Regions from separate parts of the Homo sapiens genome. Here region 2 is linked to region 1. The links are chromatin contacts, found by Hi-C in ENCODE. All regions are on one chromosome and are shown on one strand. Each heading gives the region's core, a stretch centred on a gene start or an enhancer-like site at or near the end of the contact. The rest is flanking DNA. Distances are from core to core; before and after follow the strand shown.

Region 1 (3,634 bases), core at 806-3,305:
AGGCTGGTCTTGAACTCCTGACCTCAGGTGATCTGCCTGCCTCGGCCTCCCAAAGTGCTGAGATTACAAGCGTGAGTCACTGCGCGGACCAACATCTGTTAAACAAATTAGGGGAGAAGATTATAGTGATGTATATAAAGCAGAGAGCACACAGCCTGGTACACAGTGGGTCCAAGGTCAATGCCAGGCCTCCTCTTTCCCTCTTTTAAGAAAATTCTACCTCTGAGGGTTGCCCTGACGTGAAACTGGCAATCGTGAGTGATCTGGGGTTGAGAAATTCAGATATGGCCTGAGCTGAAGAAGTAAAATTGGACACTGATAGACATAATACAGAGATGGCCTGTCATGTGTATCTTTATCAAACACCCAGAATCTTTCCCCAGAATCCATCAACAGTGGACTCAAGTCATTCTGGGTGACTGGTGTTTCTACCTGTGGCAGCCTGGAGAGGTGGCTCCACCTGGTACTGGTACTGGGACAATGACAGTAGGGATGAGGCCTGGAGGGGAGAGGGCTGCTCAGAATCTACAACTATCAGCATGGTAGACCACAAAATAATACACAGAGACAACACACAGTACCATTAGGCAACAGGCACTGTTCTATGCACTCTCACCCATTTAATGCTGGCGGCAATGTTGTAAGTAAGGTTATACCACACCCAATTCACAAACAGGGACGTAGAAGTAGAGAGTATTAAGTCACTTGGTCAAGCTCAGCCGCTATTTATATGAACTCAACACATGCTCTTAACTCCAATGCTTTATTATAACAGCAGCTCCAGAAGGAAACCGGGAACCAGTGCTTTAGGAAAGGAAAATGGGAACCAGAGGTGGAAACTTACTTTTATTGTATACAGCCAGAGAGGTTTGAATTGTGTATGTACATGTAATACCTGTTCAAATATAATTTTAAAAAACTTTTTTTTAGACCAGCCACGGTGGCTCACGCCTGTCATCCTAGCACTTTAGGAGGCCGAGGCGGGCGGATCACTTGAGGTCAGGAGTTCGAGACCAGCCTGGCCAACATGGCAAAACCCAGTCTCTACTAAAAATACAAAAAATTAGCCAGGCGTGGTGGACGCCTGTAATCCCAGCTATTTGGGAGGCTGAGGCAGGAGAATCGCTTGAATTTCAGGAGGTGGAGACGGCAGTGATCCGAGATCTCGCCACTGCACGCCAGCCTGGGTGACAGGGCGAGACTCCGTCTCTAAATAAATAAATAAAATAAAAATAAATAAAATTTCAAATAAAAAGCTAGAACCTTCCCATCCACCCACTCTGCCCACTGGGGAACTGCCGACCCTTCCGAATGCGCATGCGCTCTCCAGGCCGCGCCCGTCGCCCAATGTTCCTCTTTGGCGCGCGCAAGACTCCGCCCACGTGTGTTTAAATTTTCGACCCTGGAGCGGATTCCCTTCTCCAACGCGGCCTTCGAGGGTTTTAAACATAGTTCTGTCTCAGACTATTCTGCATCTCCCAGGCCTTAAGGATAAAACTGACACTGGAGACCCTTCAGGGTCTGACCTGCCCATTCTGCTGCCTCACCTCCCACCCAGGTGGACCCTGAATCCAAGCCAGTCTAGACCTCTTCCCCCGGGGTCTTCGCCGCCTTTGCTTAGCTGTTCCCTGGAGTACCCTCGCCTGCCTGTCCTTCAAGGTCCAACCGGACCCGCGCCCTTTCCTAAGTGATTTGAGGCCCTGGCAGTCTCTCCACAGGCCGGGGTGTCTTCCAGGGCGCACGCCAAGTCTGATTCATTCATGTGTTCTTGGCACTCAGCCCAGAACAGTGAAATTCCTCCCTGTCGTCCCACCCCACTGCATCCCGCCAACATCACCGAAGAGGCACAACTCGAACCCCAGATCCGGGCCGCTCTCCCTCCTGCCGGCTCCTCGGCGTATCCATTTCCCTACTCATCTCCCCACCCTCAACCCCCCAACCGCGCGCACGCGCATTGAGTCAGAGCCGCGGCGTCCTCCCGCCTCCCGCTCCGGAACCCGCATGCGTGCTGAAGCCGACCGCCTCCATCCACGCACGCTCAGCCCGGCGAGCGCATTCAGTTCTCGAGCTCCAGCCCTCAGCGCATGCGCAGGACGAGTCGCCTGAGGGAACTGATCTCAGCTCGGGCCCGCGTTACATCCTCCTCCTCTTCTTCCTTCGGCCCAGCTTTCCTTAGGGGCTGCAACCCGGACGCCGAGGCCGGTTTCGGAGTGGGGAGTGCCCATTTTCTCTCCTTCCCACGTTCCTGGCCCCCAGACGCCATTTGCAGGCGGGTGGCTTGGGTCAGCCTCCCCGCCCCCACCCGACTCCCGTCACGGGAGAGCGCACACCGCGCCCCGAGAACCAATCAGCAGCCGCGTTAGGTAAGGGGGCCGCGAGCCCGCGCGAGGCTAGCGCACCGGCGGCGGGCGGGGCGCTCCGGCAGGCCCCGCCCCCGCCTTGGCCATTGAAAGGTCGCTGGGACGTCCGGCGGGGGTGCGGCACTGAGTAGGGGGCCGGCGACCGTCAATTCGATACTGGGTTGGCAGGAATGGGGGCGGGGGACGGAAATAACGTGTAAATGAGAAACTTATGCTCTGCGAGATCCAAGTACAGCCTGCAAACTGCCCGTCAAGTACTGGGGAGGCCGCCCCAATAACGTGTAACGAGAAACTTGAGTTGGGTTCCCCGAGGGAAGCTTTGTAAAGCAATGCCTAAATCCGGGGGAGGCTCCCTTCTAGAACCCCGTAGAGAGAAGTTTAAATCCTAGGGAGTCCTTAGGAAAATGTGCAAATCGACTACAGTTCTGGGCTGGGGAGTGCCCCACGAAGTGGGCTTACATACTCAGGAATCGGGAGAGTCTCCCCAAATATTTGCAAATAGTGAGGTTCTGGGAGATCCCCGAAGGGAGTGTGTGAAGCGATGCCTAAATACTGAGGAGACACTCCCCAAAAATATGTAAATTCGATTTGTTAATTTTCGGGAAGTCACCCTAGAAGTCCATCAGCAGACACTTAAATAGACCAGCTTTCCTAAGTTTGGGGGTAATCCCCAAAGGAGCCCGGAAACAGCATTGGAAGTCCCCAGCTTGCATGTGGGTGGGGTTTTTTTTTTTTTTCTTTGAGACAAGAGTCTCGCTCTGTCGCCCAGGCTGGAGTGCAGTGGCACGATCTCGGCTCACTGTATCCTCCACACCTGGTTTAGGTGGGCTTTTAAGTTCCAAGGAACTCCCCACATTCAGATACTGTGGAAGCTCCCAGAATAAAGGGCACAGGGAGGCCAGGTGCGGTGGCTTACCCGGGGAATCCGATCACTTTGGGAGACCGAGGCTGGCGAATCACTTGAGGCCAGGAGTTCGATACCAGCCTGGCCAACATGGCGAAACCCCGTCTCTACTGAAAATGCAAAACTTAGCCCGGCCTGGTGGTATGCACCTGTAATCCCACCTACTTGGGAGGCTGAGGCAGGAGAATTGCCTGAACCCGGGAGGCAGAGGCCGCAGCCAGCTGAGATCGTGCCACTGCACTCCAGCCTGGGCAACAGAGCAAGACCGTCTCAAAAAAAAAAAAAAAAAAAAAAGAAAAGCATTCACACAGGGGCGCTTACTTTGCACAGGAAAGGGCATCCTCATAGGCCAGTAAACAGAAACCTCAGG
Region 2 (3,698 bases), core at 522-3,021, 940 kb before region 1:
TTGGGCATGGTGCCTCACTCCTGTAACCCCAGCATTTTGGGAGGCTGAGGTGTGAGGATTGCTTGAGCCCAGGAGTTTCAGACCAGCCAGGGCAACATAGTGAGTCCCATCTCTACTAAAAATAAAATAAAAAGAAAGGCTGGGCACAGTGGCTCACACCTATAATCCCAGCACTTTGGGAGGCTGAGGCGGGCAGATCATCTGAGGTCGGGAGTTCGAGACCAGCCTGACCAACATGGAGAAACCCCGTCTCTACTAAAAATACAAAATTAGCTGGGCATGGTGGCGCATGCCTGTAATCCCAGCGACTGGGGAGGCTGAGGCAGGAGAATCGCTTGAACCCAGGAGGCAGAGGTTGCAGTGAGCCAAGATCCCGCCATTGCACTCCAGCCTGGGCAACAAGAGTGAAACTTCATCTCAAAAAAAAAAAAAAAAAAATTAGCCAGGTATGGTGGCACATGCCTGTAATTCCAGCTACTCTGGAGGCTGAGGCAGGAGGATCACTTGAGCCCAGGAGATGGAAGCTGCAGTAAGTTGTGATCACGCTACTGCACTCCAGCCTGGGGGACAGAGTGAGACTCTGTCTCAAAAAAAAAAACAAAAAAACAAAAGTTGTAGAATTCTTTTCTCATTCCTTTAGAATGGTTAAAACAATTTTTTTTTTCTTTTTTGAGATGGAGTCTCGCTCTGTTGCCCAGGCTGGAGTGCAGTGGCACGACCTCAGCTCACTGCAACCTCTGCCTCCCGGGTTCAAGCGATTCTCCTGCCTCAGCTTCTCGAGTGGCTGGGATTACAGGCGCATGCCACTATACTCGGGTAATTTTTATGTGTTTTCAATAGAGATGGGGTTTCACCAGGTTGCCCAGGCTGGTCTCGAACTCCTGCCCTCAAGTGATCTGCCTGCCTCTGCCTCCCAAAGTGCTGGGATTATAGGCGTGAGCCACCGCGCGAGGCCAATGGTCAAAACAATTTAAAAACCACTTTTTATTATGGGAAATTCTACGCACCCATCGAAAGCAGAGAGAAGAATGGTGTCTGCCCTCGCAACCACATACCCATCACTCAGCTCATAGGCAATCTGGTTCCCTCTCCTCACCCACGGCCCTCTCCTGTATTATTTGAAAGCAAATCCCAGCCATCAGATCATTTTATAGCTATTTCTGCCTGTATCTTTAAAAGATAAGGACTCATTTAAAAATAACACACTCACAATGCTATCATTTCACCTAAACAGTGAACATAAAAATCAACAATTCCTTAATATCTTCAAATGCTCAGTGTTCGAGTTTTCTGTTGTTCAGCAAAGCCATGATTTCTTGAATAATATCATAATTCCTTTTGGGCAGCCATCACTCAAATCTAATTTTAGAACACTTTTATCACCCTGGGAAAATTCCCTTCTGCCAGGATCGAAAAGTGGTTCAATATTTTGAAATTTCTGCCTCAGCAGTGAAGTGCTTTCTTCTGACGGAAACTTACCTGGAACCCCAGTGTGTTCAACATGTAAACAACACCTCAACCCACACCTGTCCAACCCCCCAACCGCCCCCCCGGTACAGGATCCCCATCCAGGGCTGTAGGCAGACCCGGGGGGTGGGAGAGTTGGTGGACAGTGGCTGTGTATACCTCTAGTGGTCTATCTACATCCATTGACCCTGAGACCCTAGGAACCCGCACAAAACCTTTTTGCACACAGAGTTGAATCGGGAGGGCAGGGTTTTCCCCGTGAATCATAGTGACTCTTGGTCATGGCCCAGCCCACTTCCTTCCCTGCCACCAACTTACTCATTTGTAAAGCAAGGAGCCACAGCCCTGAGAATCTAGGGTGTACCAGGGCTCGTGGGAAGAGGAGGTGGCAGAGGGAAGCAGTGTGCCCTGGTGGGCAGAACTTGGGTGGAGAGAGCCTGGGAGCCGGGGATGGGCGTGGGGGGCGTCTTAGTTCCCGTCAAGGACACTGGTCTCAAGCTAATTAGGCCAAACATAAACACGGTGCCTGAAATTCCACCATCAGCGAGACCTCCTTTGGGTTAAGCATCACTCTCTCCCCTGTGCCCTTTGTAGAGGGCAGACACCTCTGCCTGGACACACAGACCCCACTTGAATGGGCATGGATTGCATCTTGGTTCACCTTCCTTTCAGGCTGGGATGAGCAGAAGACAAATTTTCGGTGTTAGAAACTTTGGTTTTGTTCTCAGCTTGTCCACTGATACCCTGGGTGACCTCACCTTTTTTTTTTTTTTTTTGAGACAGAGTCTCGCTCTGTCGCCCAGGCTGGAGTGTGGTGGCACAATCACAGCTCACCGCAGCCTTGACCTCTTGGGGTTAAGCAGTCCTTCCACCCCAGTCTCCCAGGTAGCTGGGACCACAGGCACACACCACCACGCCTGGCTAATTTTTAAATATTTTTGGCCCAGTGCGGTAATTCACGCCAGTAATCCCAGCACTTTGAGAGGCCGAGGTGGGTGGATCACTTGAGGTCAGGAGTTCAAGACCAGCGTGGCCAACGTGGTAAAACCCCCGTCTCTACTAAAAATACAAAAATAAGCCAGAAATCGCTTGAACCCAGGAGGCAAAGGTTGCAGTGAGCCGAGATCGTGCCACCGCACTCCAGCCTGGGTGACAGGGAGAGGCTCCATCTCAAAATAAATAAATAAATAAATAAATGAAAGTAAATAAATAAATTTTTTTGTGTGTGCAGACTGGGTCTCGCTGTTACCCAGGCTCATCTTGGACTTCTGAGCTCAAGCGGTCCTTCTGCCTTTGCCTCCTAAAGTCCTGGGATTAAAAGCATAAGCCACTTTGCCTGGTCAGCTTCACTTACTTAACCTCAGTTTCCTCATCTGTAAAATGGGGATAATCACAGTACTAGGTTGGTGCAAAAGTAATTGTGGCTTTTGCCATTACTTTTTTTTTTTTTTTTGAGACGGAGTCTTGCTCTGTCCCACAGGCTGGAGGGCAGTGGCACAATATCGGCTCACTGCAACCTCTGCCTCCCTGGTTCAAGCGATTCTTCTGCCTCAGGCTCCTGAGTAGCTAGGATTACAGGCGCCTGCCACCACACCCAGCTAATTTTTTGTATTTTTAGTAGAGATGGGTTTCACCATGTTGGCCAGGCTGATCTCAAACTCCTGACCTTGTGATTTGCCCGCCTCGGTCTCCCAAAGTGCTGAGATTACAGGAGTGAGCCATTGCGCCCAGCCAATTTGCCATTACTTTTTTTTTTGAGACAGAGTTTCACTCTTGTTGCCCAGGCTGGAGTGCAATGGCGCGATCTTAGCTCACCGCAACCTCCGCCTCCTGGGTTCAAGCGATTTTCTTGCGTCAGCCTCCCAAGTAGCTGGGATTACAGGCATGCACCACCATGCCCAGCTAATTTTTAGTAGAGACAGGGTTTCTCCATCTTGGTTAGGCTGGTCTCGAACTCCTGACCTCAGGTGATCTGCCCGCCTCGGCCTCCCAAAGTGCTGGGATTACAGGAGTGAGCCACTGCGCCTGGCTTTGCCATTACTTTCAATGGTATAACTTCACTCACAGAACCGTTGTGAGGATATCAGTGAATAAATGTAAAGCCCTTAGCATAGTGCATGGCGTATAATAAGTGCTCGGTAATGTTTATTATTAATTATTATTATTACATTGAGTTCCAGGTCATCTCCCCTACTAGACCTCAAGCTCCCTGAGAGTAGGAGCTGGGCTGG

The links. Hi-C counts contacts between places; a loop is a spot of excess contacts on that map. Pooled maps may share reads with other maps.
Region 2: a pooled map shows a loop between it and region 1 (9-fold over the local background). The contact joins the enhancer-like site here to the promoter of SMG9 in region 1. A Hi-C loop is called at or near these places in 7 of 50 pooled maps.

The regions. Positions count from the first base shown.
Region 1 is chr19:43,753,383-43,757,016 of GRCh38, reverse strand. SMG9 (SMG9 nonsense mediated mRNA decay factor) reads left to right here and starts at 2,055. Exons shown (of 14, transcript NM_019108.4): 1 at 2,055-2,363. RefSeq lists a silencer at 2,275-2,634 and an enhancer at 2,865-3,124.
Region 2 is chr19:44,690,329-44,694,026 of GRCh38, reverse strand. No RefSeq gene overlaps it. Among named protein-coding and RNA genes, the nearest start is that of CEACAM16, 7.0 kb to the left of the region's middle. RefSeq lists an enhancer at 1,524-1,593. Within about 2 kb of position 1,771, at least 23 of the 41 ENCODE cell types and tissues checked have a DNase peak (open chromatin) inside an H3K27ac peak, as active enhancers do.